Linked DNA regions of Homo sapiens: region 1 is linked to region 2. The links are chromatin loops, found by intact Hi-C in ENCODE. Cell type or tissue: HCT116. All regions are shown on one strand. Each heading gives the region's core, and the rest is flanking DNA. Links, peaks and the distances in the headings are about the cores only. Region 1 has its middle 130 kb from the start of RBBP6. Region 2 overlaps PRKCB (protein kinase C beta).

The links. Peaks named below come from ENCODE experiments on the same cell type or tissue, not always from the same donor. Only the 100,000 strongest peaks of a DNase experiment are listed, where the experiment ranks them.
Region 1: it touches region 2 in a loop (4-fold over the local background); 2 of 110 quality-filtered maps call a loop at or near these places.

The regions. Positions count from the first base shown.
Region 1 is chr16:24,401,729-24,417,384 of GRCh38, reverse strand. No RefSeq gene overlaps it. Among named protein-coding and RNA genes, the nearest start is that of RBBP6, 130 kb to the left of the region's middle. In HCT116, for the core only: a CTCF peak has its summit at 8,135; a DNase peak (open chromatin) is centred at 8,164.
Region 2 is chr16:24,034,037-24,049,692 of GRCh38, reverse strand. PRKCB (protein kinase C beta) reads right to left here. Exons shown (of 17, transcript NM_002738.7): 5 at 14,146-14,274. Among named protein-coding and RNA genes, the nearest start is that of MIR1273H, 160 kb to the left of the region's middle. In HCT116, for the core only: CTCF peaks have their summits at 3,840 (motif pointing left) and 7,466 (motif pointing left); a DNase peak (open chromatin) is centred at 7,452.

The DNA.
Region 1 (15,656 bases), core at 3,674-11,673, 370 kb before region 2:
GTGTCTCTGGATCAAGGATTTTTTTAATTAGATGGAGTCTCACTGTGTCACCCAGGCTGGAGTCCAATGGTGCCATCTCAGCTCACTGCAACCTCCGCCTCCTGGGTTCAAGTGATTCTCGTGCCTCAGCCTCCCAAGTAGCTGGGATTACAGGCACCCATCACCACGCCCAGCTAATTTTTGTATTTTTGGAATAGATGGGATTTCGCCATGTTGGCCAGGCTGGTCTTAAACTCCTGACCTCAAGTCATCTGCCTGCCTCGTCCTCCCAAAGTGCTGGGATTACAGGTGTGAGCCACCAGGCCTGTCCTGGATCAGGGGTTTTTAAGGGAAATTAGGAGAGTGCAAATGGTGATTAAAACATTCTTGTGAAATGTGTACAGTCTCAGGTGTGCAGCTGATCACTGCTTTCTTGGTCAATGTCTTGTGGCCTTCTGCTGGTGTTCTTATCAGGCCGTTCTTATCAGGCCGATCAGCCAGTTCCCAGAGTTGTTGGTCAGCATATTATCTTTTATCTCTGTTTCTTTTTTATCTCAGATCCTGTTTTCCTGAGGCTGTTTTTAATGAACAATCTACAAACTCAGGCAAAATAATAATTATATTCACTTAAACAAGCTTTGCTCTAACATGGAGTCAGTACTGTTATAGTGTCGGGAATGTTGGCTTGGCAGAGTCTGATTGGAGGTCTTCAAATTTGACCATTTACAGTAAGGTATGTTCAAGCAAATTTCAGCACTGGATTTTCCTGGCCAACAGACCCCTTCTGAGAAGGGCTCAGAGGAACCTTTTCTTCTGAAAGGGTTCCAGCATTCAGGTTCTTCTCCTGGGCTCTGGACATGTCTATCTTCTTGGTTCTGCAGGGAGGAAACATTGGTTTTGGGTATTGTTAGAGGTCAATACATTTTCTATTGCATGCCTGGGCTACATGACTTGAATTTTGGTTCTCTTAGACATAAAAGGTAACCTGACAGTGAATGTTCTGTTATCAACAGAGTAGGGCCAGTTTGGGATGCTTCTGTGGTTACATCTCCATGCTAAAGGCATATAAGGCCACTGATACCTGTTGAGATGAAGCAGGGGTCCCTCTTGGATGCCTGCAGACACACCCACCCTGCTCCCTGCCAAGCATGGAAATAAAGGAAAATCTTGAGTTCCATCAGCGGAAATTCTAAGAGCCCAGCTTGCCCTGAGAACGAAATAAACAACTTGATAGGCCAGGTGCGGTGGCTCATGCCTGTAATCCTAGCACTTTGAGAGGCTGAGGTGGGCAGATCACCTGAGGTTGGGAGTTCAAGACCAGCCTGACCAACATGGAGAAACCCCCTCCCTACTAAAAATACAAATTAGCAGGGTGTGGTGGCGCATGCCTGTAATCCCAGCTACTTGGGAGGCTGAGGCAGGAGAATCGCTTGAACCCAGGAGTCAGAGGTTGTGGTGAGCTGAGATCACGCCATTGCACTCCAGCCTGGGCAACAAGAGCAAAACTCTGTCTCAAAACAAAAGCAAAAACAAAAAAAAGCAACCAACTTGAGAAGCAAGAAGGTAATAGTGAAGCCGTTTTTGCCAACATTATAACAGTGAGAAAATTATGACAGTGAAAGAGATATGACCTATTAATTCTATCTTGCCTTTCACCTCCAAACTGCCCTTGATCATTCCTGGGCATGGGTTAAGTTAACTTTGGAGGAAATTTAGTTTATAGTTTAACCTTCAAGCAAGGATGGTAATGGCCCTTCCCCAAACTAAACCACCAAACTAATGAAAGCCCACAAGGTTAGGATTATGAGAGGGGCCTAAATTCTGCTAAGATGTAGGCATAGTTAAATAGTAACCAGCCATTCTGGAGGTCACAAGATTTGTAACTTCCCAGTTACTCTTGTAAATGACATTACTATTGTATTAGGTTGGTGCAAAAGTAATTGCAGTTTTTTGCCATGACTTTTAGTGAAACTTAGAACCTAAGATTGGCCTTTTGAGACATCTTTTCAGAGTTTTGCATTTCTGACTACTGGCTGACTCCATCCAGACCCGCTATTCATGATTCAACCGGTCCTGTGGCCCCAGCCCAGAAGCAGACTCTGCATAAGAGAACTGTTTTCCACAGGCGTATGATTGCATCCCCAACCAATCAGTAGCACCCATTCCCTAGCCCCCACCTGCCAAACTGTCTTTAAAAAACCCTAGCCTCTGAATTTTTGGTGAGACTGGTTTGAGTGATAACTCCAGCTCTCCTGTGTGGGCCAGCTGTGTGTCAATTAAACTCCTTTTTTATTTTTTATTTTTATTTTTGTCTGTAATGTCATGGTCTCAGTGAATTGGTTTTGTCTGTGCAGCAGGCAGGAAGAACTCATCAGGCAATTGCAATAGTAGCTTAAAACAATAGCCAAGGAATTTAGAATCACAGGATGTTTGGTTTCACTAAATATAACATCAAGTCCTGAATTCCTGGATTGTTTTTCAAAAACCCAGACCCCCACTGAATGGATCTGCTGGCACATAGACCTCAGAGAAGGGAGAAGCAAGGACTGAACTCTGATCATCATTCTTTATTCTAAAGTTCTTCCTGAGGGGCCTGGAGGAGGTCATGCCTATGAGCCAGAGCCAACATTCTCTTTCGCTGACTTCAGAATTTAAACCAAGCCTCTCTTCCTTAACCAATTACTAATCAGAAAATCTTTGAATCTGCCTATGACGTGTAAGCCAAGATATCCCACCCTTTTAGGCCAAACCTATGCGTAACCTTCATATGTTAATTTATGATTTGCCTACAATTTCTGCTTTCCTGAAATGTACCCCTGCCTTTAAAAACCCTTACTTGGCTGGGCACAGTGGCTCACACCTATAATCCCAGCACTTTGGGAGGCCAAGGCGGGCAGATCACCTAAGGTCAGGAGTTCGAGATCAGCCTGGCCAACATGGTGAAACTTCATCTCTACTAAAAATACAAAAATTAGCCACGTATGGTGGTGCACACCTGTAATCCCAGCTACTCAGGAGGCTGAGGCAGGAGAATCACTTGAACCCAGGAGGCAGATGCTGCAGTGAGCCGAGGGCACGCCACTGCACTCTAACCTGGGTGACAGAGCAAGACTCTGTCTCAAAAACAAAAACAAAAACAGAAACGAAACCCTTACTTGCAAGCCAGTAGGGAGGTCAGGACTTTGAGAGCTGCTTGATTCTTCTTGCTTGGGGCCCTGCAAATAAACATCCTCCTTTCTCCTGCTGCAAACCTGGGTGTGGATGTGACTGCACCAGGCGAGCGGACCCCAGTTCAATTCCATAACTCTGTTGGTCTTATATATAGGGAGGAGATTAAGAAAAAGCTGAGCAATGAACCTCCACCTAAATTCTTGAATATCCTGCTTGATTAGCCTCACTCAGTCCCTCTAGGTTCAGAGGAAAATGAAAATGCCAGAGGAATTCTTTTTTTTTTTTTTAGACAGATTCTTGCTCTGTCACGCAGGCTGGAGTGCATGGCACAATCTTAGCTGACTGCAACCTCTTCCTCCCGGGTTCAAGCGATTCTCCTGCCTTAGCCTCCTGAGTAGCTGGGATTACAGGTGCATGCCCAGCTAATTATTTTGTATTTTTAGTAGAGATGGAGTTTCACCATGTTGCCCAGGCTGGTCTCAAACTCCTGAGCTCAGATGATCCGCCTGCCTCGGCCTCCCGAAGTGTTGGGATCACAGGCGTGAGCCACTGCACCCGGCCACCAGGGGAATCCTTTATTGCTGACAGCAGACTCCAATGTCACCCCCTTGTTGAGTCAGCTGATGTTCATGTGAATGCAGAGCACGTCACTTGCCTCAAGTTGGTAAAACCTACATAACCCACCTCAGGCCTCCTTCTTGTATATCCTACTCTGGATCCCCCTTGGTCCTCTACTTAGGAGAAGGCTTGGACCCGTTCCTACCCTGCCAGTGGTCTGGGATCAGAGAGAACTAAACCAAGATTGGGCTCCATAAATAAGAATCCTAAGAGAAAAGACAAATACCAAGAGAATGCTGCGGGAACTTCTTGCCTTTTTCTTCTTCATGCAAAAACACCACCCCACAACACGCAAGAGCTGTACTACCCTGATGCACCTTGTGTACTACCTTGGTGCACAAAACTGTTCCTCTTAGGCTGTGTGTGTCTGTGTGCATGTGTATGTCTGTGCCCTGGAGATGGGACTGGGTGAGGGTGTTGGTTGGTGGCACTTACAATACAAACATCCCCTCCATAGTTTGTTCTCCTTTAAACTGAATTTGGTTTCACAAATGTGATGTGGCCAACTAATGACAGTGGTGTTGTAGTCACCATCAGGAAAGAAAATCCTACCTGTGGCTTTAGTCATTACAGTTTAGTCCCACTATTTTCATTGTCTATGGACAATGAAAAGTGATCACTGGTTTTAACGTGGAGCCTTTGATTTTCATTTTCTAAATTAAAAAATATTTTTTGATTCAGCAGATGAACTGTGACACACTCCTTAGCAGATTTCAACTTCTATGGCCATGGCCATCATCCTGAACATGGAGGCTTTAAAAATGTCTTGGCTGGATGCGGTGGCTCATGCTTATAATCCCAGCACTTTGGGAGGCCATGGTTGGAGGATTGCTTGAGCCTAGGAGTTCAAGATCAACCTGGGCAACATGGTGAGATCCCAGCTCTACAAAAAATTTAAAAATTAGCTGGGCATGATGGCAAGCGCCTGTGGTCCCAGCTACTGGAGAGGCTGAGGTGGAAGGATCACTGGAACCCAGGAGTTCAAGGCTGCAGTGAGCTATGATTGTACCACTGCACTCCAGCCTGAGTGACACAGCGAGACTCTGTCTTTTTTTTTTTTTTTTTTTTTTTGAGACAGAGTTTCCCTCTTGTTGCCCAGGCTGGAGTGCAATGGTGCGATCTCAGCTCACCGCAACCTCTGCCTCCTGGGTTCAAGCGATTCTCCTGCCTCAGCCTCCCGAGTAGCTGGGATTATAGGCATGCACCACCATGCCTGGCTAATTTTGTATTTTCAGTAGAGATGGGGTTTCTCCATGTTGGTCAGGCTGGTCTCAAACTCTCGACCTCAGGTGATCCACCTGCCTCGGCCTCCCAAAGTGCTGGGATTACGGGCATGAGCCACGGAGCCCGGGCCGAGACTCTGTCTTTAAAAAAAAAAAAAAGAATGTTTCCTTGACACTAGCCCCAAAAGCTGCTGAAAAAGTCAAAAGGATGTGTATAAATTAACTCCAAGGCCACAGTCTTCCTGGACCCAGGATCCTCCCTGAATTCATAACCATCTCAATGGTGCTCAGTTACAGTGTCCACTTAGGCCCTACAGAGAGGGTTTAATATAATAATGGAGGTTCAAACCACACAACACTTGAGACATAAAATTCCTTAGACATGGCACTACTCACTTTTACACTATGAATTTCTTTTATCAGTTTAATCCTTTGTTCCTCCAGAGCAATTAAAGCTCTCTTTTTACTTTTGTATTTTAAATACAATGGGAGGTGGGGGTGAGGTGGGGCAACCCTCCAGGTGTATTCACTGGCTGGAACTTGGGTTCTTTCTTCCATCCTCAGAGCAGAGATTCTCAGCCCAGACTGCACATTAAAACCACCTAGAAGGCTGGGCGCCGTGGCTCCCGCCTGTAATCCCAGCTCTCTGGGAGGCCGAGGAGGGTGATCACCTAAGCTTGGGAGTTTGAGACCAACCTGACCAACATGGAGAAGCCCCATCTCTACTAAAAACACAAAATTAGCTGGGCGTGGTGGCGCATGCCTGTAATCTCAGCTACTCGGGAGGCTGAGGCAGGAGAATTACTTGAACCCGGGAGGCAGAGGTTGCGGTGAGCCGAGATCGCACCATTGCACTCCAGCCTGGGCAACAAGAGCGAAACTCCATTTCAAAAAACAAACAAACAAAAACAAACAAACAAACAAACAAAAAAACCCAAAAAAGCCACCTGGGGGCTTGGAAAAAAAAAATCACCAGGCTCTATCCCTAAAGATTCAGGTTTCATTGGCCTGGGGTCTCTTGGGTATGGAATAATTTTAGTGAGTGTTCCTTCCACGTCACCTGGAGATTTTACTCTATATCGCTTGTAGAGTAAAATCCCCCTCCTTTGCCTGTTTATTGATGTTAAACACACTCTTGGGGTCCCTAACTTCATGGCCATCACCTAGGCTTTAGAAACATCCCAATCTGGGTGAGAAGTGGCATGTAAGGAGGAGCATGGGTATTGAAGACTAATACCATTTGCCCACCCCCAGACCCGCACCCTGGCTCCTCATCTGCTTCCGGGTGAGCCTGCCTCAGTCCTACAGTTAAGCGAAACTTGAAGCCTCCCAGTGTGTGACTGAGTTCCTTCCCAGTGCTGGGATCTGTCCAGTGGTGTGCTGGGGCTGGCTTATAGGGATGATTGTTAAATTTCCAGGGTTTTTGAAAGCTGGCTATTAAACACAGCCATTATTAAAAATCAAATTTTATAAACTTATAATTAACTAAATTATATTTTGAAAGGTAATAAATAATTGAATTGCTTCCTAATAATTTTGTTGTACTATTATCTATACTTTTTTTTTTTTTGAGATGGAGTTTTGTTCCTATTGCCCAGACTGGAGTGCAGTGGCACTATCTCAGCTCACCTCAACCTCTGCCTCCCGGGTTCAAGCGATTCTCTTGCCTCAGCCTCCTGAGTAGCTGGGATTACAGGCATGCACCATCACTCCCAGCTAACTTTGTGTTTTTAGTAGAGAAAGGGTTTATCCATGTTGGTCAGGCTGGTCTTGAACTCTCAACCTCAGGTGATCCACCTGCTCAGCCTCCCAAAATGCTGGGATTACAGGTGTAAGCCACCACACCCAGCCTATTAACTATACTCTTGAAGTCCATAAATACATACATATAAAGATGTCTATGTATCTCTCTCTATAACATATATGATATATTTAGTATATATCTACATAAATTTTGTGGCAATACTATATAATGGGGTGCTACTGAGCATCTGTTCCCAACTTGCAGGTCACCATTCAGTGACAACATATTGGTGTAGCTTAAAATCAGCCACAGTTGAATATTTACACCATGGTAATCAGATAACACTTTGAGTCTCAATCAAAGCAAGAACTGATTGACCATTTCTCTCTTTTTTTATTAGATGTCTAGACTTTAGAAAGTGATAGAGAAAACTTTAATAATGCAGAAGAAATGTCAATGTGTGTTTTGTCTGTAGTGGTTATGTTGTGAATGGCAGAAAGCATTGTCAAATCATGACTGAATTGTAATCATATTAACTACATATACAAGAGTTCAGCAAAATTCAACAAAAGCATTCTGTAAGAATTCAGCGGCTATGCGTAATTTAAGATGAAGAGCATTTTCATGCTTTATAGTTATTTTTAAAGTGTGTGATACACATTCTTTTCTTTTTTTTTTTTTTTGAGACAGGGTCTTGCTCTGTTGCCCAGGCTGGCATGCGGTGGCACCATTACGGCTCACTGAAGACTCCAACCCCTGGCTCAAGGGATCCTCCCACCTCAGCCTCCCAAGTAGCTGGGAGTACAGGCATGCAACATGACACTTGGCCAATTTTTAAATTTTTGGTGGGGATGGGTTCTCCCTATGTTGCCGAGGCTTGTCTTAAACTCCTGGCCTCAAGTAATCTTCCTGCTTCAGCCTCCCAAAGTTCTGTGATTACAGGCATGAGCCACTGTGCCTGCCTTGCTACACATTCTTGATATCAATACAGTTCGTAATAAACATACATATGTAACTACATGCGTGCCTTTTTCCCCCTCAGAGACACCTGTTAAACATTTTCTAGCACCACTGACTCTGGCTGCCCAAGAAGGCTTTGGCCAAAAGGAGTGCTGCGCAGTAATGCCACCTCAACTTCCTGTCAAGCTGAGATTCCCACTTTGCGAAGGTCCTCTCCTATGGCGGGAACTGTGCTTCTTCCACCTGGGACTTTGCCCCAAAGTGCAGTTATTAATAGTTTGTTATAGAGAGACATCCTCCCAGGAGCTGGCCACCCAGAATTCCTGCCTCCTGTGCACACTCATTTCTCTGTGCCAAATCACCCAATGTGAGATGCATCTTGGTGCAGGAAAGAAACAGGTAATGATGACTGGCATCCTGCGCCCCTGAGTCCTCAGCCTCCTGCTCTCTGCTGGATGTCAAGAGAATTGCATTAGAGAGATGTTCACTCCAAGCAAAGCATTCTCTAAGAAATGTTTCATTACGTCGGGCCTCCAACGATCTCCTTTAGAACCACCCAGGCAACATGTACATTACTGGACCTTACCCAGGGAGAGTCTGCAATTTTAACTGCCCCATTCATTCACTTATTGAGTGCCTGCTGTTTGTCAGGCACTGTTCTAGGCTCTGGATGTGCCAGGGAACAAAACAGACAATGATCCCTGATATGGTTTGGATCTGTGTCCCTGCCCAAATCTCATGTCAAATTGTAATCCCCAATGTTGGAATTGGGGCCTGGTGGAAAGTGATGGATCATCGTTGCCACCCTGCTTTGGCATTGTTGTGGCAAATAGTGAGTGATTAAGTTATCACGAGATCTGGTTGTTTAAAAGTGTGTAGCACCTCCCTCCTCTCTCCTCTTTCTCCTGCTCCAGTCATATGAGACATGCCTGCTTCCCCTTTGCCTTCTGCCATGATTGAAAGTTTCCTGCCAGGCGCGGTGGCTCATGCCTGTAATCTCAGCACTTTGGGAGGCCGAGGCGGGCGGATCACGAGGTCAGGAGATTGAGACCATCCTGGCTAACACGGTGAAACCCCATCTCTACTAAAAATACAAAAAATTAGCCAGGTGTGCTCGTGGGCGCCTGTAGTCCCAGCTACTTGGGAGGCTGAGGCAGAAGAATGGCGTGAACTCAGGAGGCAGGGCTTGCAGTGAGCCGAGATTGTGCCACTGCACTCCAGTCTGGGCGACAGAGCGAGACTCTGTCTCAAAAAAAAAAAAAAAAAGGAAAGTTTCCTGAGGCCTCCCCAGAAGCCGCTATGCTTCCTGTACAGCCTGCAGAACTGTGAGCCACTGAAATCTCTTTCCTTTTTAAGTTACCCACTCTCAGGTAGTTCTTCATAGCAGTGCGAGAATGATCTAATACAATCTCTGTTTGCACGGAGATTATAGTTAATGATGGCCAGGCGCGGTGGCTCATGCCTGTAATCCCAGCACTTTGGGAGGCCGAGGTGGGTGGATCATCTGAGGTCAGGAGTTTGAGACCAGCCTGGCCAACATGGTGAAACTCCATCTCTGCTAAAAATAGCCATGCCTAGGCCAGGCGCGGTGGTTTACGCCTGTAATCCCAGCACTTTGGGAGGCCAAAGCGGGCGGATCATGAGGTCAGGAGATTGAGACCATTCTGGCTAACATGGTGAAACCCTGTCTCTACTACAAAAAAAAATAATAAAATAAAAATTAGCCAGGCTTGGTGGTGGGCGCCTGTAGTCCCAGCTACTTGGGAGGGTGAGGCAGGAGAATGGCGTGAACCTGCGAGGTGGAGCTTGCAGTGAGCCAAGATTGCGCCACTGCACTCCAGCCTGGGTGACACAGCGAGACTCTGTCTCAAAAAAAAAAAAAAAATAGCCATGCCTGGTGGCATGCAGCTGTAATCCTAGCTACTCAGGAGACTGAGGCACAAGAATCTCTTAAACTTGGGAGGCTGAGGTTGCAGGGAGCCAAGATTATAGCCAGTAAGGAAACCCCTAATAGACAAAATATTTAAGTAAAAATATATAGTATATTAGCTAGTAATAAGCACTAGGCAGAAAAATAAAGCCAAAAATGGGGGAAAGAGGTATGAATATGACATTTGAGCATACATGTAAAGACCTAAAGGAAGTCTTTAGAGTGAGGTGACTTAGAGTCAGCCTTGCTGAATATTGTGGGGAAAAGTGCTCCTGGCAGATGGAACAGCAAATACAGCAGCCCTGACCTGGGAAGAGAAGGAAGCCAGTATGGCTGAAGAATCCTCAGAAGATTCTTTTGCACACAAAAATCGAGAACCCAGGCCAGGCACAGTGGCTTACGCCTGTAATCCCAGCAGTTTGGGAGGCCAAGGTGGGCGGATCATGAGGTCAGGAGTTCGAGACCAGCCTGGCCAAGAGACCAACCTGGCCAATATGGTGAAATCTTGTCTCTACTAAAAATACAAAAATTAGCTGGGTATGGTGGTGGGCACCTGTAATCCCAGCTACTCAGGAGGAGGAGGTGGGAGAATTGCTTGAACCTGGGAGGCGGAGGTTGCAGTGAGCTGAAGATCGCACCACTGCACTCCAGCCTGGGCCACAGAGCGAGGTTCTGACTCAAAAAAAAAAAAAAAATTGAGACCTCCAGGTGAGCAAATGCCACTAACTTTTTCATGTAGTCTATTATCCTCTGCACGCTGATGCTTTCAGGCCCTTCTGGATCCTGGAACCAGGTTCATCCATGTCTTTCGGTAAGTGTTTATTGAGCTCTTATGAAGCGTCTGTGATACTGAGACGGGATTGTTCCCTTGACCTTGACCCCCTTGTGGGCAGAAACTGGAGGGGCTCGTTTCACTCAGCCTGCAGTCCATGGATGGCTAAGTGTTAACGGCTCAGTGAAGGGTCAGGGTGACAGCCTCCTGCACCTGCTCTTCTTGGCACCCAAGTTGTTCAGTGTCCAGGAAGAATCAGGTCACATGATCTATTTGAAGGGTAGTGTATGCAGAGGATTTTATTGGGCAATTAAAATGGCTCTCAGTAGGATGGGGAATTAGAAAGGGGATGGTGTGGGAAGAAAATCTTTCCCTGGAACTGCACTGGCTGAAGTTAGCTGAGTCTATCCGTAGCCGCCGACACTCAGCTGCATGTATCCCTGACATTCAGTGGCTTGCATCCCTGACCGCTTGCATTGGTTGCTTCTGTTGCTCTGCCAACTGAAGCCTTTTTATGGGCACAGGATAGGGGCATGGTAGGCCAAAAAGGCAATCATTTGAGCAAAAAAATGGAGTGGGCTGTTTTCACTTAGGGCCAAGTTTCCAGGCTCGAGGGTGGGGTTTAGCCAAGAGCCGTTCTGTGTCAATGTGATGAGGCTGAAAATTTTTGACTTGAGACCATGTTCCTGCTTCTTTGCCTGTCAGCCCAAGATCCTCTGACTCCTACTGGGTTTCATTCTTTGGTTCTTTGAATCTTGAGTTATGAGTCCACCACCACCTCCAAAACTTACTTTAGCTATCCCTTGTTCTCTGCTTATGGCCACAGGATAGCTTTATGTTTCACGGTGAGTAGGTCTGTACAAACCTACCCATAAAAGCTGAGGAAGCTGAAAGGCCAAAGAAAGAGGATGACAAATCTAGTTTTTGAGAAAGAAACATTTAATAGGGACTTTTAATAAACAGGAGCCATGTCTTGGATGGCTGTGAGATGAGTTGGTGGATCCTGTACCATTACACTCAGACCCAGAGCTTATATACCACAGGAAATTTGCCAAAAGGCAGGATTTATGGCAAGCATATGTTTATCATAACATTAAGGTTGTTTTGACCTAAGGGCAGGGTTTGCTGTAAGTACATGCTAACAGTAGATAAAGTAGAGATCTTAGGGGCTGATATGGTTTGGATATGTGTCCCCTCCAAATCTCATGTTGAAATGTGACCTCCAGTGTTGGAGATGGTCCTGGTGGGAGGTGTTTAGGTTATGGAGGTGGATTCCTCATAAATGATTTGGTGTTGGCCTTGGTAATGAGTGAGTTTTTGCTCTATTAGTTCATGTAAGAGCTGTTTGTTTAAAGAAGCCTCTTTAAGAAGGCTCTCCTCTTTCTCTTAATTCCTCTCTCACCACGTTACAAGCCTGCTTCCCCTTTACCTTCCGCCATAATTGTAAGCTTCCTGAGACCCTTGCCAGAAGCAGATGTTAATACCATGCTTCCTACACAGCCTGCAGAAATGTGAGCCAAAATAAATCTCTTTTCTTTATAAGTTACCCAGTCTCAAGTATTCCTTTATAGCAATGCAAAGCAGACTAATACAGAGGCATTCCCAGAAGTGGGGCTAATCACAAGTCAACCTGGCAAATTAGCATCCAAGATGGAGTTGCTTTAGACTGCATACTTTAGTTTCAAAACAGGGGTCCAGCTCCTGGAACCTCTGTCCCATTGGGAGGCCCAAATCCCTCCTTGGCCTGCCAGGGCCTTACGGAGATTGAGTTTAACCTTAGATATATTGAGTTTGAGACCTCTTGGGGGGTCTCCTAACACATAGAAGGATGTGTACAGCAGGTCATTAAGTTGATAGGTCTGTGACTCAGAAGGGAGAGCGGGGATGGAAAGACTGATTGAAATCACCACTAGCATTTGTTGAAATGCCTTCTGTCGGCTAGGCTGGTGATTGTCAACCCTGGCTGCATATTAATACTGCCTAGAGAGCTTTCAAAAATATCAATTTAAGGGCCCCACTGCAGACCAATTGATGCAAATCTCCAGGGGTGAGGCCCAGGCATTAGTATGTTTTAAAATCTCCCCACGATTCTAATAAGCAGGTAAGGTGGAGAACCACTGTGATCAGCAATGGTTTATATTGGTGATTCTCAACCTTGGCTGCAACTTTGGGTTGCCAACTGGGTTTCCAATCCTGTTGGAATCACCTAGGGAACTTTAAGAAGTATTGCCACCTAGTTCCCATCCACAGAGATTTGGACATATTTGTTCTGGGTGGAGCTGGGTCAGGGGATGTAACCAAGGTAGAGAACCTCCAAGCTAGGTGCTGAACACCTAGGAGAAGATTACAAAGCAGTACTAGAAATCATCCTCCCCACTCAAGGATCTCACTACATCATGGAAGGCACCATTAAAAATGTTAGCTATGGCCATCTTCTCTCTTGTGCCTTGTCCTAGCTCTGAAAGCTCAAACTCTAATGGCCTATTTTGATGACATCCTCCGTCCTGCTGACTCTTCTACCAAACTCATCCCAATAGTGCTGTTTGACCTGTTTGCCTTTCCTGTCCATCAGTCTTTCCCAAGTGACTTCCTTCCTAACTGGATTCCATAGCCTATCCCTCCCATGACACCCTCACTAGTCCCCCAAATCTTTTGTCTCCTTGGCTTTCTGTCCCTCTAGCCCACACTCCCCTTATTATCCTTATTCAGTTACCAAATCCTATGGATCCCCCTCGTTCTAAATATTGCTTGGATGAGTCCATTTCTCTCCATTCCTACTGCCACTTTTCTATTTCAGTACACCACCATGAACTTAGATGCCTACTGCAATCTCCCAAATGGCTTCTCTCAGTCTGGCCATGACCCTCTCTAGTCTGTTTGCTGCAACTAGAGTGACCCGCTCAATATGCAATTATTAAAATTTCACTTTTTGAAAATGACATGCAACAGGCCGGGCGCGGTGGCTCATGCCTGTAATCCTAGCACTTTGGGAGGCTGAGGCGGGTGGATCACAAGGTCAGGAGATCGAGACCATCCTGGCTAACACGATGAAACCCCATCTCTCCTAAAAATACAAAAAACTAGCCAGGCGTGGTGGCGGGCGCCTGTGGTCCCAGCTACTCAGGAGGCTGAGGCAGGAGAATGGCGTGAACCTGGGAGGCAGAGCTTGCAGTGAGCCGAGATCACGCCACTGCACTGCAGACTGGGCGACAGAGCAAGACTCCGTCTCAAAAACAAAAAAGAAAAAGGAAAATGACATGCAACAATATTTACTCTTCTGGTTGTACAGGTCTATGAATTTTGACAAATGCATCTAGTCATGAAACCATGACCAAAATCAGGATACAGAGCCATTCATCACCCCCTCACCCCAACCAAATTCAATCATGCCATCAGGTTTTCATCAACTTCTATTCCCACTCATAATTCCTGGCAACCACTGATGTATTTTCTGTCCCTATTGGTTTGCCTTTTCCAGATTGTCCTATAAATGGAATCATATACAGTATGTAGACTCTCTGGCTTCTTGCACTTAGCATATTGCATTTGGTATTCATTCAAGTTATTTTGTGTATCAGTCATTTGGTCCTTCTTGCTGCTGATTAGTATTCCATTGTGTGGATAATCCACAGCTCATTTAGCCATTTTTGCCAGTTGAAGGACATTTGGGTCATTTCTAGTTTTTGGTTATTATAAACAGATCTACTACAAATATTTGTGTACAGGTTTTTGTGTGAACACACATTTTCATTCCCTTTGGTAAATATATAGCAGTGGGATTGCTGGGTCATGTGATAAGTGTATGTTTAACTTTATAAAGAACTGCCAAATTGTTTTGCAAAATGGCGCTGCTATTTTGCATCTCTACCAGCAGCGTATGAGAGAGAGTTCCAGTTGCTCCACATCCTTGCCAAAACTCACTATCGTCTGTGTTTATAATTCTAGGTATTCCAATGGGTGTACAGTAGTATCCCATTTGCATAAATTGCACATTTGGTCATGCTCCTTCCCTGCATACAACTGTCTGCAACTCCCTGTTGCTTTTAGGGTTGACCCCTAATTGTTTAGCATGACTTGAAAGAGCCACTTGCTGGGTGAATTACCACTTGTCTCCCAAGCCCAGGTGTTGCCATCCTGTGCCCCTTTTGCATTCCATGCAATGGCCACATTAAAGTACTTTTAGCTCCTGAGTCCCCTCTGCTTCCCTCAATTTTACATTGCTCTGTATGCTGTTACCTCTGCCTAGAACATTCTCCTCTCTTCTTTCATCTGGTCAATTCCTATTCATTCTCCCATGCACCTTAGAGGTCAGTTACTCCAGATCTCCCTGGTCACCTCTTCCCACTCCCAGTCTCAGCCCTAACTCTCATGGAATACTCTTCTTTGCCCTCCTACGCAGTTTGTCCACCAATAACCTGATGCACACCCTTCTGGCTGTTTCTGACTATGGTAGATTTCAAAATCAGCCATGATACTTTGCAGCTCTTTCTATCAAGAGATGGAGATTTTTCTCTACTCCCTTGAATGATTATGCCCATTTTATAGACAAAGAAACTGAGCCCAAGATCACGTTGCTTGCTGATATAGATGTGTCCAAACCTGGGAGTTCTGGGTCCAGATCCTAAGCTTTTCCCACCAGGCTGCAGAAATTTGGCTCCCATGGATATGACCATCTGCACCCTTGCTTGCCCTGGCCTCCCTTCTGACTGGAAACATCAACTCCCTTCATTAGGGGCACTACTGCTCCCATTCCAATAATATTATTTTAATGGGGATTGCCAACCACAACATGCCCTGTTTCTTTGGCTACAGGGCATATGACCTGAGCTAAGAAAATCAGAGCTTTCCTGGGGACTTTCTGGATTAGAACTATGGGAGGAGATGTGAGCTTGGCCACCATTTGTTGCCATGCTTGCAGCTTCATGGAGAAAACAGGTCTGAGAAAAAGAAAAGTATCACCCAACAGGGAGTGGCATGTGTTGAGGAGAAGGGGGAGGGATGGAGGTGTCTTTTACTAAGCAAGAGCACCTTGGTTCCTCGTTTTATTGTCCCTAAAAGCAGCTGCATCCTAGGCTTCCCAAATTTTAGTTACCTTGGTCAATAAATTCCCCACTTTGCCTCTGTTAGTTGAAACTAGGCCACCTGCAACACTTGAAGGAACTTTCATAATACACAAGACTTGGGGGAATTAATCGAGGGGTAATGATGAAAGCATTAGGTAAAGCTAGCCCCTTTGAACAGCTCAGGGGTTGAGCTGGA
Region 2 (15,656 bases), core at 3,391-11,390:
TGTGAACTTGGTTTTATCCCTCTCTTTCTCTCAGCTTCTAGATGTTCCCTGGGCCACTCAAGGAGGCAGACCAGGGTAGTAGTTAAGGGTGCAGGTCCCGGATGATGCTAGAGTAGTGGTTAAGCGTGCATGTCCCAGATGTGCCAGGGTAGTGGTTAAGGGTGCATGTCCCGGTTGTGCCAGGGTAATAGTTAAGGGCACATGTCCTGGTTGTGCCAGGTTAGTGGTTAACGGTGCAGGTCCTGGATGTGCCAGGTTAGTGGTTAAGGTTGCAGGTCCTGGATGTGCCAGGGTAGTGGTTAAGGGTGCAGGTCCCGGGTGTGCCAGGGTAGTGGTTAAGGTGCAGGTCCCGGATGTGCCAGGGTAGTGGTTAAGGGTGCAGGTCCCGGATGTGCCAGGGTAGTGGTAAAGGGTGCAGGTCCCGGATGTGCCAGGGTAGTGGTAAAGGGTGCAGGTCCAGGGTGGGACAGGGTTGCCAGATTCACATAACCCATTCCCTGGTCCTAACACAGGGAGGTTTGGAGAGAAAGTCTTCTCCATCCACCTGCTTCTCACAACCTAGGAATTTATTCAGCCTCTTGGGCAGATCTTGGCCAGTGAAATCTGTCTTTCTGCAAAAAAAAAAAAAAAAAAAAAAAAAAAAAACAGGCCAATTTGAAGAAATGTTATCATCTTCAGCCTCACAGTCCAGCAAACACTGACTCTCATACTCCCAAAGGAGCAAAACAGGCTAGCAGGAAGTGTTGGGGAAAATGGAGTCATATGAAGCAAAGTCTCAGTTTCCTCACCATATAATGGAGAGAAGGACTACGGGTAATAGCAAAAGTTGTTAGGAGGATTACCTGAAGGAACGCTTGTAGAGTTCCTAGCAAAAGCCAGGCATTTGGAAGGGTTTTAGAAAAGGTGGCTGTGGCTGGGCACGGTGACTCACACCTGTAATCCCAGCACTTTGGGGGGCCGAGGTGGGCAGATCATTTGAGGTCAGGCAGCCTGACCAACATGGTGAAACCCTGTCTCTACTAAAAATACAAAAAAATTAGCTGGGCATGGTGGCGCATGCCTGTAGTCCCAGCTACTTGGAAGGCTGAGGCAGGAGAATCGCTGGAACCAGGGAGGCGGAGGTTGCAGTGAGCTGAGATTGTGCCACTGCACTCCAGCCTGGCGACAGAGTGAGACTCTGTTATAAAAAAAAAAAAAAGAAAGAAAAGAAAAGAAAGAAGTAAAAGTGGCTGCTACTAATATCATGTATCATCATCACTCCACTGATGTACTTAGTGCCAGGATAAGACGGTGTCCAAGAGCCTAATTATCTGGAATGGCATAGTTAGATTCAAGTCCCAGCTCCACATCTTCCTAGTTGTGTGGCTTGGGCAAGTTATTTAACCTCTTTCTCTGTGTCTCAGTTTCCCCATCTGTAAAATGGAGATGCCCTCAGTAACTCTCTCCCACCCAAGTAGCTGGGACTACAGGTTGTTGATAGGATTATACGACATGGCTGAGCAACGTGCTTCGCCCAGTGCCTGGTGGTTACTATCAGTAAGAGGTGTCCGTCCCTTGGTTTTGTTGGTAGTGGTAAAGCAGATGGAACCCAACCAGACAGCGAGGCTGCTCAGGAGCTGCGACTGCATCTTGCACAGGCTTTTGTGCCCCACGATGGCTAGCACTGTGCTGGGTTCACAGCAAGGGCTCAGTAAGCGTCAGCCACTGGCCCTCCTCCCTTCCCTCACCCTTCTAACTTATGCCTCTCCTGCCTTCTCCAGGGCTACCTGGAATGCCTCCAGCCCACTGCTCCCTCCCTTCTCTAAACTCTGATCACAAGAAAGATTCTGACCCCACAGTGCTGGGGCAACAGGCAAATGAAAAGCAGGTCTTCTCCAAGACCTTAAGGCTAAACTAGTCCCAACCTGTGCCCTAAAGCCACTGAAAGATAAGACTATGAGAACTACCAGTGCTGAAGCATCTCCTTCCTCTCCCCACTGGTATGGTGGGTGTTTCTTATGTTCCAATGTCTCATAGTCTTAAACTGTATCTTTCCAACATCTGACTTAATGTGTTAGAACCTGCCAGACAGATGGACCCAGGGTACAAATCCAGCCTCCTCCATGCACTGCCTTAGGGACTAGAGGCGGGTGCTCAAATTCTTTTTTTTTTTTTTAGAAGGAGAGACAGGGTCTCGCTCTGTCGCCCAGCCTAGAGTGCAGTAGCGAGATCATAGCTCACCGCAGCCACCAACTCCTGGGCTCAAGTCATCTTCCCGCCTCAGCCTCCCAAGTAGCTGGGACTACAGGTGCATGCCTCCATGTCCAGCTAATTTGTATTTTATTTTATTTTATTTTATTTATTTATTTTTTGAGATGGAGTCTCACTCTGTCACCCAGGCTGGAGTGCGGTGGCACAATCTCAGCTCACTGCAACTTCTGCCTCCCGGGTTCAAGCGATTCTCCTGCCTCAGCCTCCTGAGCAGTTGGGACTGCAGACACGCACCACCACGCCCAGCTAATTTTTTTTTTGTATTTTTAGTAGAGATGAGGTTTCACTATGTTGACCAGGCTGGTCTCGAACGCCTGACCTTGTGATCCACCCACCTCAGACTCCCCAAGTGCTGGGATTACAGGCATGAGCCACCGCACCCTGCCTACCCAGCTAATTTTTAAGACTTTTTTTCTCACTGTGTTGCTGAGGCTGGTCTCAAACTTGTGGCCTCAACTGATGATCCTGCTTCAGCCTCCTGAGTAACTGGGACCATAGCCACATGCTACCACACCAGGCTCAGATTTTTCAAGGCTCTGTTTTCTCCTTTGTAAAATGAGAAAAACAAAATGACTGCCCCCACTGGGTGGTTTTGGGGCCTAAACACACTGACCTTGCATGATGTCCTTCAGATACTCCTGGGATCTAAATTTCCATGCACTTAGAAAGAAACCAAGCCCACCATGGGGCTCACAAAGCCTAACTGGCTGTCCCTGCCTTTCCTCCAGCGTCACCCACCCCTCCCCATCCCGAGGCTCCAGTCACACCCACTGGCTGTCAGTTCCTGTCACTCACAAGCCTGCTGCTTCACTCTTCCCTCTGGCCTCTGCCTCTGCCGCTCCCTCTGCCTGGTATACTCTTCCCTGGAATTTTCAGCAAGCTGGCTCCCTCCTGCTGGTCCCTGAGGTCTCAACTAAATGCCATTATCCCTGCTAATCACACTCAGCCCACTGGCCACCCTCTATCACATCATGCCGCTTTATTTTATTTCCTTGATAGTGTTCCTTGTTTTCTCAAAGTGTTTTGTTTGCTTCCTCTTCATCTCCCATCATTAGAAAGAAGGCAGAGGCCATGAGCACAGGGGCCTTGCCTGTAAGCAGTGCCCAGCACATGGGAGGCCCCCAACAAATACTTGTTGGAGGAGTGGGAAAGGCAGGATTCAAACCCAGGCCTGACTCCAAAGCCCATGCAAAACCTTTGTAATCATAGACCACATTGGCCTAAAATTAGCAGAGACGTGCAGCAAGCCATCCAGAAAAGCAACACAGAGGCTAATGACTAGGAAGCTCCCCAGAGACATGCCTTCACCTTCCAGGTGGTAGAGGACAAAGGCAAAGCAGGGAAGAAAGAAAGGCTCTGGGTCACTTTACACAAATGGCTCAAGCCAGAAGCTCATGCTGCACCAGGCCAGGACATGCAGGTAGGTGCAGGTCACCAATGAAAGAGGATTCCAGCCCTGGCGGGACTGACACCCGAGCTTCATGACTGGTAAGATGCCATGGCCAACGCGGGGCTGGAGGTTCACATCACCCCTGGCACATCCACCTGTGGTGGTCTGCGCAGGAGCCAAGCGCAGGTAAGGCCTGCCATCTAGTGGAAAAGACACATTCTTCCCGTCTCACTGCGATCCTCTGCAGCAGGGCTGCTCGAATGTTACAGTGCATCCCCAGGGGATGTTGTTAAATTGCAGATTCTGATTCAGCAGGCCTGGAGGGGAAGCTGAGATCCCGAATTGCTAACGAGCTCCCAGGTAATGCCGATGGGATGCAGCTGGTCCCCAGACCACACCCAGAGCAGCCAGGGCCCACAGTGATTTCTGGAAAAAAAAATTAGCTTCAACTGAAACTGAGGGTTGGGAAGCCACAGCCCATGGGAAACAGGATTGAAGTTTAAGTCAAAGAACTCAGACTTGGAGGTGGGGTGGGCCTGGGAGGGCAGGGGGCAGTTTAGCGTAGACCTGCCAGGCGAGAGGCACAGAGAAGAGGAGGTGGTTCCCAGAACATATGCGACTCAGCAAGGATGATGCCAGCGACCTTGCTGAAAGAAGGCAAAAAACATCAAACACCATGAAACTCGGAGAACAGGCCCAGCTCACAAGGCAGATGCTACACAAGATGGAAGCTAGTGACAATAAAAACTCAAAAATACCCAGACAGGGCCTGGGCCCAGCTCTGCTCAAGCTGAGAACCACCCAACAACCCTCCTCAAGCAACCAACACCCCATCATTTGGGGCATTATCCATTCATTTTTTTTTTCTGCTATTGTTGTTGAGACAATTTATTTCTGTTCATTTTTCCTATTTGGAGATTTTTCTGTTTTTATTTTTCAAAAATTGCGGAAATGATATGTATTGCAATCAACCTGTGAAACGTAATGAAAACTACAGAGACACAACACAATCCCCCTCACCGCCACAGCCTCTTCACTCCCAATCCTGCTGCGATCCCAGTGTTTACAACCTGGTTGGTATCCTTCCACACCTTTCTTCACACACAGGTTATAAAATATACAGACAAAACTTCACACATAGGAGGTGTCTGTTGCTGTTGCTTATTTCTTCAAAATGAGATCATACTAAATATATTTTTACGCAACCTAACCCTTTCACTTAACCATAGATGTTCCTCTAGTTCAAGGACTGCCAAATGTTTTCAGTAAAGGCCAGAGAACAAATATTTTACATTTTGCAGATTGTACAAGCTTTGTCACAACTACGCAGTGAACTCTGCCATTGTATCACAAGAGCAGCCATAGATAATATATAAATGAATGGATGTGGCTGTGTTCCAATAAAACTTTATTTATAAAAACAGGCAGCAGGCCAGTTTGGCAACCTCTGCTTTACACCAATATCTGTAGCTCTAACCCATTGGTGTTTTGTTTTTAGTTATTTAGAATTTTTATCACAAACTTTTAAATAATAAAAGTATAGGAAGTATAATATACCTATAGAAAAGTGTATAAATCATAATCTTACAGCTTGAATTCTCACAAAGGAAATTCACCTGTGTAACCAGTTCCCATGTCAAAAATTATACTCATTTTCTCATTTTAATTCAGTCTTTTCTTTTCTTTTTTTTGAGACAGAGTCTTACTCTATCACCCAGGCTGTAGTGCATGAATGACCTGATCTCTGTTCACTGCAAACTCCACCTGCAGGGTTCAAGTGATTCTCGTGTCTCACCCTCCAGAGCAGGTGGGATTACAGGCATGCACCACCATACCCAGCTAATTTTTTGGATTTTTTTTAGTAGAGACGGGGTTTCACCATGTTGGCCAGACTGGTTTGGAACTCCTGGCCTCAAGTGATCCACCCTCCTCAGCCTCCCAAAGTGCTGGGATTACAGGTGTGAGCCACCGCGCCTGGCCTAATTCAATGCTTTCAACAACTACCTAGTATCACATAAAATGGGTACCCCTTCATTAGGCTGATGTTTTCTTTGCATCTCAAAGAAAACATCAATAAACATGCTTGTTCTAGATTTTATTTCTTTGCACGCTGGTGTTTCATTTTAAGAGAATAGATTCCCTAAAGGAAAACGTGAGAGTCAAAATGTTCATATGTATACATATTTTAATAGACATTGCTGGACCACTGTCCCCAAAGGCAGTCACAAGTCACAGCCCTGCAGGTCCCAGCAGTGCCCACTTCAATGCAATTCCCTAGACATTTGGGAGCAATGACCGCGCCCAGCACATCCTGAAGGCCTCAGACGCTGGCCTGGCCTTGATAATTCTCATGAGACTTAAATGACCAGGGAAGAAGAGAAGGAACACTGAATAGCAAGACGTCAGCTTCCCTACATCTCCTTAGGTCCAGTATCCCAAAACTTCAGTGCCTGAGACACTCACCTCAACCTAACAAGCTGATAGGCTTTGAAGGAAGGATGGGCAAGAGACCCTTCCCCTGGCCTCATGGGGTGTGCAGACAACTATCAGTAATACACTGAGAAAGATGATAGATGTTCCATAGACAGATATGATTTAACTGAACTTCTTCATTACAACAATACTAAAAAAAAAGCAAAATAAAGCAGGTGTATTGAGTTTTTAAAGGCATTTTGCTCTTCAATGAATACATAACAAAAAATTGTAAACAAGAATTTCCAATTTTCAAAGTTTCTACTTTACTGCATTATAACTCCTCAAAAAACAAACAAAAAAAATTGAACAACTATTAAGTTTCATGTCATCTAAGGGATTTTAGGTATAATAGACATCCCAATAGCCAGAGCTCATGAGTATGAGTGCAGTGTGTGGGGACATAAAGGCATTTCTCTGGTTCATACCTTCCCTTGGATCCTCAACAGCAGCTGTGACATCAAAAAAGAGAATTAATTTGATAAGGGTTAGAATGACAGTCATATGCATTTGTCAAAACTCAGCCATTGTACACTTAAGACATCACCGGGCACAGTGGCTCACATCTATAATCCCAGCGCTTTGGGAGGCCAAAGTGGGAGGATTGCTTGAACCATGGAGTTCAAGACCAGCCTAGGCAACATGGCAAAACCCCATCTCTACAAAACTACAAAAATTAGCTGAGTGTGGTGGCTCATGCCTGTAGTCCCAGCTACTTTGTAGGCTGAGGTGGGAGAATCAATTGAGCCTGGGAGGTCGAGGCTGCAGTAAGCCGTGATTACGCCACTACACTCCAGCTTGGGTGACAAAGTGAGACTGTCTCAAAAAAAAAAAAAATTTTGTATGTATCATTGTATGTACATTTCACCTCAAAAGTTAAAAAAAAAAAAGAAACCCTACAAGTAAATTTTGAATTCTATTGATGTTGGGCATGCTGAAGTGTTTGGGGGAAATCGAATTGGTGTCTGCAGTTTACTTTGAAATGTGTCAAAAATAAGACAGATTGATGGATGGAGAGCGAGATAGTTGGAAATGTGATTAAGCAAGTGTGGAAACGTTAACGACAGAATATAGGTGGTGGATAAATGAGTGTTTGCTGTAAAATTCTTTCAACTTAGTTCAAAATAAAGACTTGGGAAAAAATTACAAACCAATAATGTAAAAGGGAAGGGAGATCTACCAGAACTGGGCCCTATCTGTGTGTGACCTGAAGAAGTAACCTTTCTCTGGACCTCAGTGAGCGTAGCTGGTCTCTGCTGCACCTTCCATTATGAGCAATGACAGTACTGTGGTTTCACAAATTGGGGCATCTCCTGAGAGAGCCTCCGAGGAGGAATGGCTTTGAAGGCAGAGACTGCCCCCTAGTGGGCCCTCGCGGCCTAGTTTATAATAATTTTCTGTCTGCAATTGACGCATGGCTGGGCAATATTACACAAACCCCCATGACACAAGTTTACCTATATAACAAACCTGCACACGTACCCCCCCACCAAAGTTCAAATAAAAGTTAAACAAAAATAAATATTAAGCTATCTGGATTTTTTTTTCTTGTTTACATTGCCCTTTTTCTTCCCAATTCTTTTTTTTTTTTTTTTCCAAGATGGAGTCTCACTCTGTTACCCAGGCTGGAGTGCTGTGATGCAATCTCAGCTCACTGCAACCTCTGCCTCCTGGGTCCAAGCGATTCTCCTGTCTCAGCCTCCTGAGTAGCTGGGATTACAGGCATCCACCACCACACCTGGCTAATTTTTGTATTTTTAGTAGAGACAGGGTTTTGTCACGTTGGTCTTGAACTCCTGACTGTAGGTGATACAGCCGCCTCAGCCTCCCAAAATGCTGGGATTACCGACGTGAGCCACCACACTCAGCCTCTTTGGTACTCTTTTTCTTTTGATGTGTGGATGTCAGATCTTAAGAAGGATTTAAATATCACAATATTGGGAGTACCTAAGGCTGTCAGGGAGATGTTTCAGTCTAAAAAGTTTCTGTATAACACAATATAATGGTAAGAATATAGAATGGGAGTTCCAAAGAGAAACATTTAAAAAAAAAAAGGTTCTTTCTGCTTTCTTTAAGAACACTCCCAACTTTTGGGAGATAGATATGAGGATGGACATGGCTAAGCATTTGGAGGTGGCTGTAATGTAGATGGGAGTATAAATAATAGATGTCAGTTGTTATGTTGATAGGTAGATACTGAATTGAAAAAGCATTGAATAAGATATTGTTAGCTGGGTGCGGTGGCTCACGCCTGTAATCCCAGCCCTTTGGGAGGCTGAGGTGGGCAAATCATGAGGTCAGGAGATCGAGACCATCCTGGCTAACACAGTGAAACTCCATCTCTACCAAAAATACAAAAAAAAATTAGCCGGCCATGGTGGCATGCGCCTGTAGTCGCAGCTACTCGGGAGGCTGAGGCAGGAGAATGGCTTGAACCTGGGAGGGGGAGGTTGCAGTGAGCTGAGATTGCACCACTGCACTCCAGCCTGGGTGACAGCAAGACTCTGTCACACACACACAAAAAAAATTATTGTTGCATGTATGAACACGCAGGCTTCACAAACCTTGGGAGCATTTTACAACTCTGATCTGGACATTGTATTGCCTGATCTCATGACACCTATGGGCATCATGATGTCAATACGGTTTCCTGGGATACTACAAATCCCACTGCTCCATGTCTTTTCTACATTGTCCAGGGAACAAGGGTGGTCATGACTCCAACAAGCGGGTCTCAGTCCCAGTAACATTTGCTGTTGACGTTGGACCTGGTACTTAAGATTTTCTGCATGTTCTACCTCCCATGAGAATAATGGTATAAATTGGACAATCCGTTGACCTTCATTTCCTGACTTTAGGAGGCACTGATCTGGGGACCATCAGTGAAAGCCTTATATCTATCTATCAGGATCCTCCAGGGGTTTCTCATTCATACATACAGCCATTGAGCCCATAAATATTTAGTGATGCCCACCTTGCTAGGTGCTGGGAGTAGAGTGGCAAGACACAGTCCCGCCCTCATGGAGCTAATGCCTTGTGATGAGATGCAGACATTAATCAAATCCAACATAAAATCACCCCTTTCACAAGGCCAAGCTCAGGTTACCATGAGTGTCTACGAAAGGGGGAAGTTGGAGGAAGCTTATTAGATGGTAAAAATGAACCGAGATCGAGAGGAAGAGTTAATTGCTAGAAAAAGAGAAGATGGCAATGGCAAACATTCTAAACAGAACGCACAGATGTCTTATGGTGTGTGGCAGTCTGCAGAGGACCAAGGATTAAAAGAAAGGGGGAGGAGACAGTGAATAAAGAATGAGATCGCCATGTTAGATTTAGTCTGTTATAAAGACAATGGGAAACCATTGATGGGTTTTTAAAAGGAGGAGAACTGATCAGATTTATTCTCATCTTGACCTGCCAAAACACTAAGAACAGATATATGAGCTCAATTTCAGTAGCCAGGCAAGTTAGAAAACCTTTGACCTCTAGAGATGCTGAGATTTCCAAAGAACATATGACACTCAGGGCAAACGGCAGTGTCCTGGGCTGATGGTCAGTGGAAAATCCTAATACTGACCATGCTTCTTGGGTCTGGATGAGGTGGGGCCATTCCACAAACACCACAAGGCCACTTCTGGCCTGGCACTGCTGGGAAGGACCCCGCACAACCTTTAGTGCTCGCTCCTCTCTGATCTGTCTTGCCAAGACCAAGGAGGAGGGGGCTGGAGTCCCAGCAATGAAACCAGGAAGACAGTCAGGAGACCAAGGGAAACTTGAGTGTGCCAGATGCTGTTGGACCCTGCCCAGCTCCCCTCCATGCTGGCCAATGCACCCATCCCCTGGGTGCTGTGTATGATGGCTGTTAATGGCTCACAGTTACCCCTATGTCCAGATAACTGTCCTCAACTGCACAGAAGCCTCCTCACCTGGGAAGTTACTCTACCTTCCCACCTCCATCCCCAGCAGCCTACAGCAGTAACTGACTATATCAGCCAGCTCAGGCTGTCATAACAGAATACCATGGACTGGGTGGCTTAAACAACAGACATTTAGGCCGGCACAGTGGCTCACGCCTGTAATCCCAACACTTTGGGAGGCCAAGGCGGGCGGATCACTTGAGGTCAGGAGATTGAGACCATCCTGGCTAACATGGTGAAACTCCGTCTCTACTAAAAATAAAAAAAATCAGCTGGGCATGGTGGCACGTGCCTGTAATCCTAGCCACTCGGGAGGCTGAGACCGGAGAATCGCTTGAACATGAGAGGCAGAGGTTGCAGTGAGCAGAGATCATGCCACTGCACTCCAGCCTGGGTGACAGAGCAAGACTCCATCTAAAACAAAATAAAAAGAAAAAAAGAAAAAAAGACATTTATTTCTTCACAGTTCTGGGGGCTGGGAAGTCCAAGATCGAGGTACCAGCAGCTTCAATTCCTGGTAAGGACTCACTTCCTGGCTTGCAGACGGCCACCTTCTTGCTGTATCCTTCCTTTGGTGGAGACAGAATGATCTCTCTTTCTTCTTCCTCTTAGAAATCCACAAATCCCATTATGAGGGCCCCACCCTCACAACCTCATCTAACCCTAATTACCACCCAAAGGTCCCATAGCTCCAAATACCACCACACTGGGGGTGAGGCTTTAAGATACAAATCTGGGGGAGACACAAGTCATCCCACAGCACTGACTGACCTGGAACACGACAGAACAGCCCCCTTGCCTCAAGATGGGACTGACTGTGCTACAGTGTTTGGTACAAAATTCCACCAGATACCAGGCTGAAGAAGACTTCCACGGAGACCACACTCTCGCCAAGCTTTTTCCCTGCCTGAGGAAGGAAGCATGGTTCCTTCACTTCTCTTTTCCCATGAGCAGCCCAATAAATCACTGGAACAAAATCCCCATCTTGGCTCTATTTTTAGAGAACTCGGCCACAGCATCAGGGCTCTCTTCTATCATCCATCAATCAACAAGCCCATGCTGAGTACAGGCTGTGCCCAGCATGGTGTATGGGCAATTGCAGGGCATTGTGACATGGGGCCAGAGGCCCAGGTGCTCACCCCTGCTCAGCATGTGACATTGGTCAGGGTGTTCAGCCTTGCTGAGACTTCGTTTTCCCTTCCATGATGGCAACAACGTGCCCTTTCCCGAATGGTGTGATATCAAAGTATTTGGAAAAGCACAAAGTGCTATTAAACTTCTTTATACATTTGCCTGCTCTGAACATCCCAAAGAAATGAAATCCTACAATATGCCAGGGTCTCACTATGTTGGCCAGGCTGGTCTTGAACGCCTAGTCTCAAGCAATCCTCCTGTCTTAGCCTCCCAAAGTGCTGGGATTACAGGTGTGAGCCACCACACCTGGCCTTTTTTGTTTGTTTGTTTTTCTTGTTTTTGTTTTATGAGACGGAGTCTTGCTCTGTCACCCAGGCTGGAGTGCAGTGGTGCAATCTCAGCTCACTGCAACCTCCACCTCCCAGGCTCAAGTGATCCTCCTGCCTCAGCCTCCCAAGTAGCTGGGATTACAGTCGTGCACCACCACACTTGGCTAATTTTTTGTATTTTTAGTAGAGATGATGTTTCGACATGTTGCCCAGGCTGACTCCTGAGTTCAAGTGATCCACCCACCTCGGTCTTCCAAAGCGCTGGGATTATAGGCATGAGCCACTGTGCCTGGCCTATTGTTTTTTTCTTTTTCTTTTCGTTTCTTTTTTTTTTTTTTTAAACGTCTTGTCTTAAGCCACCCAGTTTGTGGTATTTTGTTATGGCAGCCACAGCAAATGGATACACCTCCTATCAGTGTGTCCTGAGAAGCGGGGGCTTGTGATCCAGGTTCTCAAAGTTCACAGCATATCTATGATTAAGGGGGAAGACTTTGACCTTGAACTTGAAGAAATATTGTACTGTACCACATCAGAACAAAGACTCCCTAAGGAATGCCCATAGGAGGTGCCCTAGCCAAACCACAAAAGGAATAAATACGGTGGAGGGCATAGAGAAACGAAACGAAACTAAACTAAACAAAAAAGTAACCTACTATATAGTACTTTTGAGTCAAACAGACCTAGGTGAGGAAATGTGTTTTCTGATGGGTAGAATGATAACTTAACTCATTTGAGTTGTTGAAACAATGTAAATCAGATACTGCCTGTAAGTGCTTTTCACAATGATTAACACATTTTAAAAACTAAACACATCTTAGCTATTGTTTTATTATTATTGCAAATGGTGTGAGCTCTTGGAATATAACTTCTCTGAGCCGTGGCTTCTTTGTTCATAAAACAAGAATAATAGAAGGTTGGGCGCAGTGGCTCACACCTGTAATCCCAGCACTTTGGGAGGCCGAGATGGGCGGATCACTTGAGGTCAGGAGTTCTAGACCAGCCTGGCCAACGTGGTGAAACCCTGTCTCTACTAAAAATACAAATATTAGCCAGGCGTGGTGGTGGGCGCCTGTAATCCCAGCTACTCAGGAGGCTGAGGCAGGAGAATCGCTTGAACCCGGGAGGTGGAGGTTCCAGTGAGCTAAGATGGCGCCACCACACTCCAGCCTGGGCAACAGATGGAGTCTCCCTCTCAAACAAGAATAATAGAGATTTCACAATGTTGTGAAGGTGGAAAGAGATAACACGTAAGGTTTAGAGCACTGCACATCCCATGCGGCCCATAAATGTTGGCTGCCCGCAGTCATGCTTTGGAACGAGTGTATTTCCCACAGAATGACACCAGAGGGAAGCAGAGTCTCATATTTGTCTCACCAGCATCGGGAACCTCAATCAGTGGGGAAAACTGGCTTCCCTTGAACCTGAAACTGCGGGATTTCCCCTGGGGCCCCCAAGCATCACACTGGGAGGCAGGCGACCACTTGGAGGAAAACATAATGCAATGGATTGCACATTTTCTAAAATCTCACTGGGCTTCACGAAATCTCAAGTTTAAAAGAATTATATTGTACAGGGATAAGTATTTTTCAGCTTTTACACAATCTACGTAAAGCCCCTCCGCAACCCAGGGCTCAATGCATCAGAGCTACTGAACCAGTCTGAGGCCTCAGAAACACTAATTTTTGCAAAATTAATCTCTTCCATGATCAATTTCCTGAGTTACCAACTCATAAACCCTTATTTATATTCATTAGATATATAAAGTCCACAGTAGTTTGTCACTAGCCTTTGAGAAGAAATTCCTGCAAAGTTTTAGCTCCACTCCCAGCCAGCTCAGTGCTGGTTATACCGGGGCTTATGGCTGAGTATTCCTCAAGCCAGTGCTGCTGAGTTCCAATTTTGCTTGAACTTCCCATATCAGAGCCAGGTATGTCTTGAATGCTGGGATACATGAGTGACAGCCCCACCACCACCACCACCACCACCACCAGCAGCTCCTCCTCTCACTGCATCTCCCAGGAGACTGTACCATCCTGCTTTCTAATTATCATGAAATATTTTAGACATGCAGAAAATATAGAGAATAATAAAATTACAGCATAGCCACCATCAGGTTCAAGAAAGAAATATTTCAAATATGTGGAAAGCCCCTGAATTGCACCCTCCAACCCTCCTCCTTCCCAAGATATTATATTCTCCAAATCTGGGGTTTATCATCAAGACTCCATTTTTCCTGCTGGAAAAGTTTGCGGAAGAAGCAAGCTTCCCTTCTCTGCTATCTGAGTAAAGGAAATGCAACTACCCATCCCAAAAGATTACTAAAAAAGAGTGGGAAATGAGAAGGAGAGAAGGGAAGTGGAGGATCCTGAGGAAGTTAGAAGTCCAAGGAACTCAGACGTCTCCTCTCTGAACCCAAGTCAGCCTGGGGTGCTGATGGACGAAGCTTTGAGGGTGTACAGTTTCTAAAGATCCCCCTGCTGCAGGGAGGGGCTGTCATGGGCAGGGCATGGGGCAGAAGCAGTGCCACACCCCCTCCCCGTCCCTGGACTGCCCCACCCCTCCACTGGACTGCCCCACCCCTCCGCCACCCTCCCCTTCTCAATCACACAGGTCAAGCAAGGTCAGGAGCCAGTGGAGCCCCAGGGCCACCTACCGAGGACAATGAGGACGTCCCTGTCGATGTGGGCCTGGATGTAGATGCGGCCGCGGCGCTCCGTGTGGTCCGTGCCACACAGGCTGGGAACATTCATCACGCAGCGCTTGTGCACATTCATCATGCAGGCTGTGAGGGCAGAGAGAGGGGATGTGGCTTAGGCTGGCCCAGGCTGGGGGCTGCAGACATCTGCCCCACCCAAGACCGCTGAGCCCTTCCTGTTTCCCTCCTTTGAGACAGCTGAGACACACGAGCCTGGCTGAGACCAACTTGCCTGCCAGGATCTCATCAGAAGGGCTTTTCCAACTCTTCCCCCTGAACCCTGATGGGCAAAGGAGGTAGAACTTGTCTGTTCCCCACCCACAGCCAAGGGTGCAGTCTGAAGCAAGCACACCCCACACCCCTTAAGGCTCTGAAGCCAGAGTCACCAACTTCAATGCTCACAGGCTGGCTGGTCACATGAGTGAGGAAAGCTAAGGGGGTGGCAGGGACTTGGCCAAGCCAAGTGGGAAACAGAGCAAAAACATTCCCCATTTCTCAACGTATGCAGGAATCTCGATGTGTACGTGACAGCTCTGATTTTTAAATATTAACAGCTAATAGGTTGGGCTCCCTGGAAAGAGTCTGAGACGGGGAGTTTTGAGCACAAGGTTTTTGGGGAGTGCTCTTGTGGGGAGAAGTTCGTTTGCCACGTGGATGCAATCAAAGCTGATGTTAGGGGGAGCCCAGAGCTGAGATGACCCTTCAGAGTTGTTCCAAACTGAGACAAGAGGGCTGGGCACCACAATCATCTGGTCTCCCTGGAAGAGGCATTATCTTGGGCAATTATGCAGGATGGGGCACTGCTGTGAACCACAGCTAGGGGATGGGGTGGGACCATGAAGAGGGGGTCTGGGCTGGCCATAGTGTCCACCATAATTAATTACAAGGAAAAAGATTTAGAGCCAGGGCAGGGTGGATAAAATGTGCCTATACACTGAATTTGGCCTTCGGCCATCTCTCATGTTATAGGATATCCACTCCCTCTGCGCACTCCTCCGTAGAGTATCTGTGTCTATTTCAATGTGGTGGGTGATTTCTTCTAGGTCTTGAGCAATAATGCCCCACTCCAGGAAGGTGTGCCAGGCACCCAGGATTCTCCAGGGGGACGCTAGTTCCAGTTGGAGAAGCCAGAAGGAGAGGCCAAGTCACCCCATGGGCCCCTATTTCAAGGGATCTGGGGGCAAGGGACCCTTCTCAGACCACCCAAGTCCCAGGAGGCAGCAGGCCTATTACAAAAACTAGAAATGAGTTGTGGGGAGGGAAGGGAGAGCCCTCTGGGACCTGAGCACCAGCCTGAGCTCCCACCCACCACTGTCTCTGAGGCAGGGACATTGTCCCTATATTAGGGCCCCATGTGTGGTAAGAGGAGCTGGTGTCCTGCAGGCAGAAGGCTCCAACCTCACTGTCCCCCTGTGGCTCTTGCCATGTTTCTGTGTCTGTCTCTCTGTTTCCACGTTGCTGCATGTCTC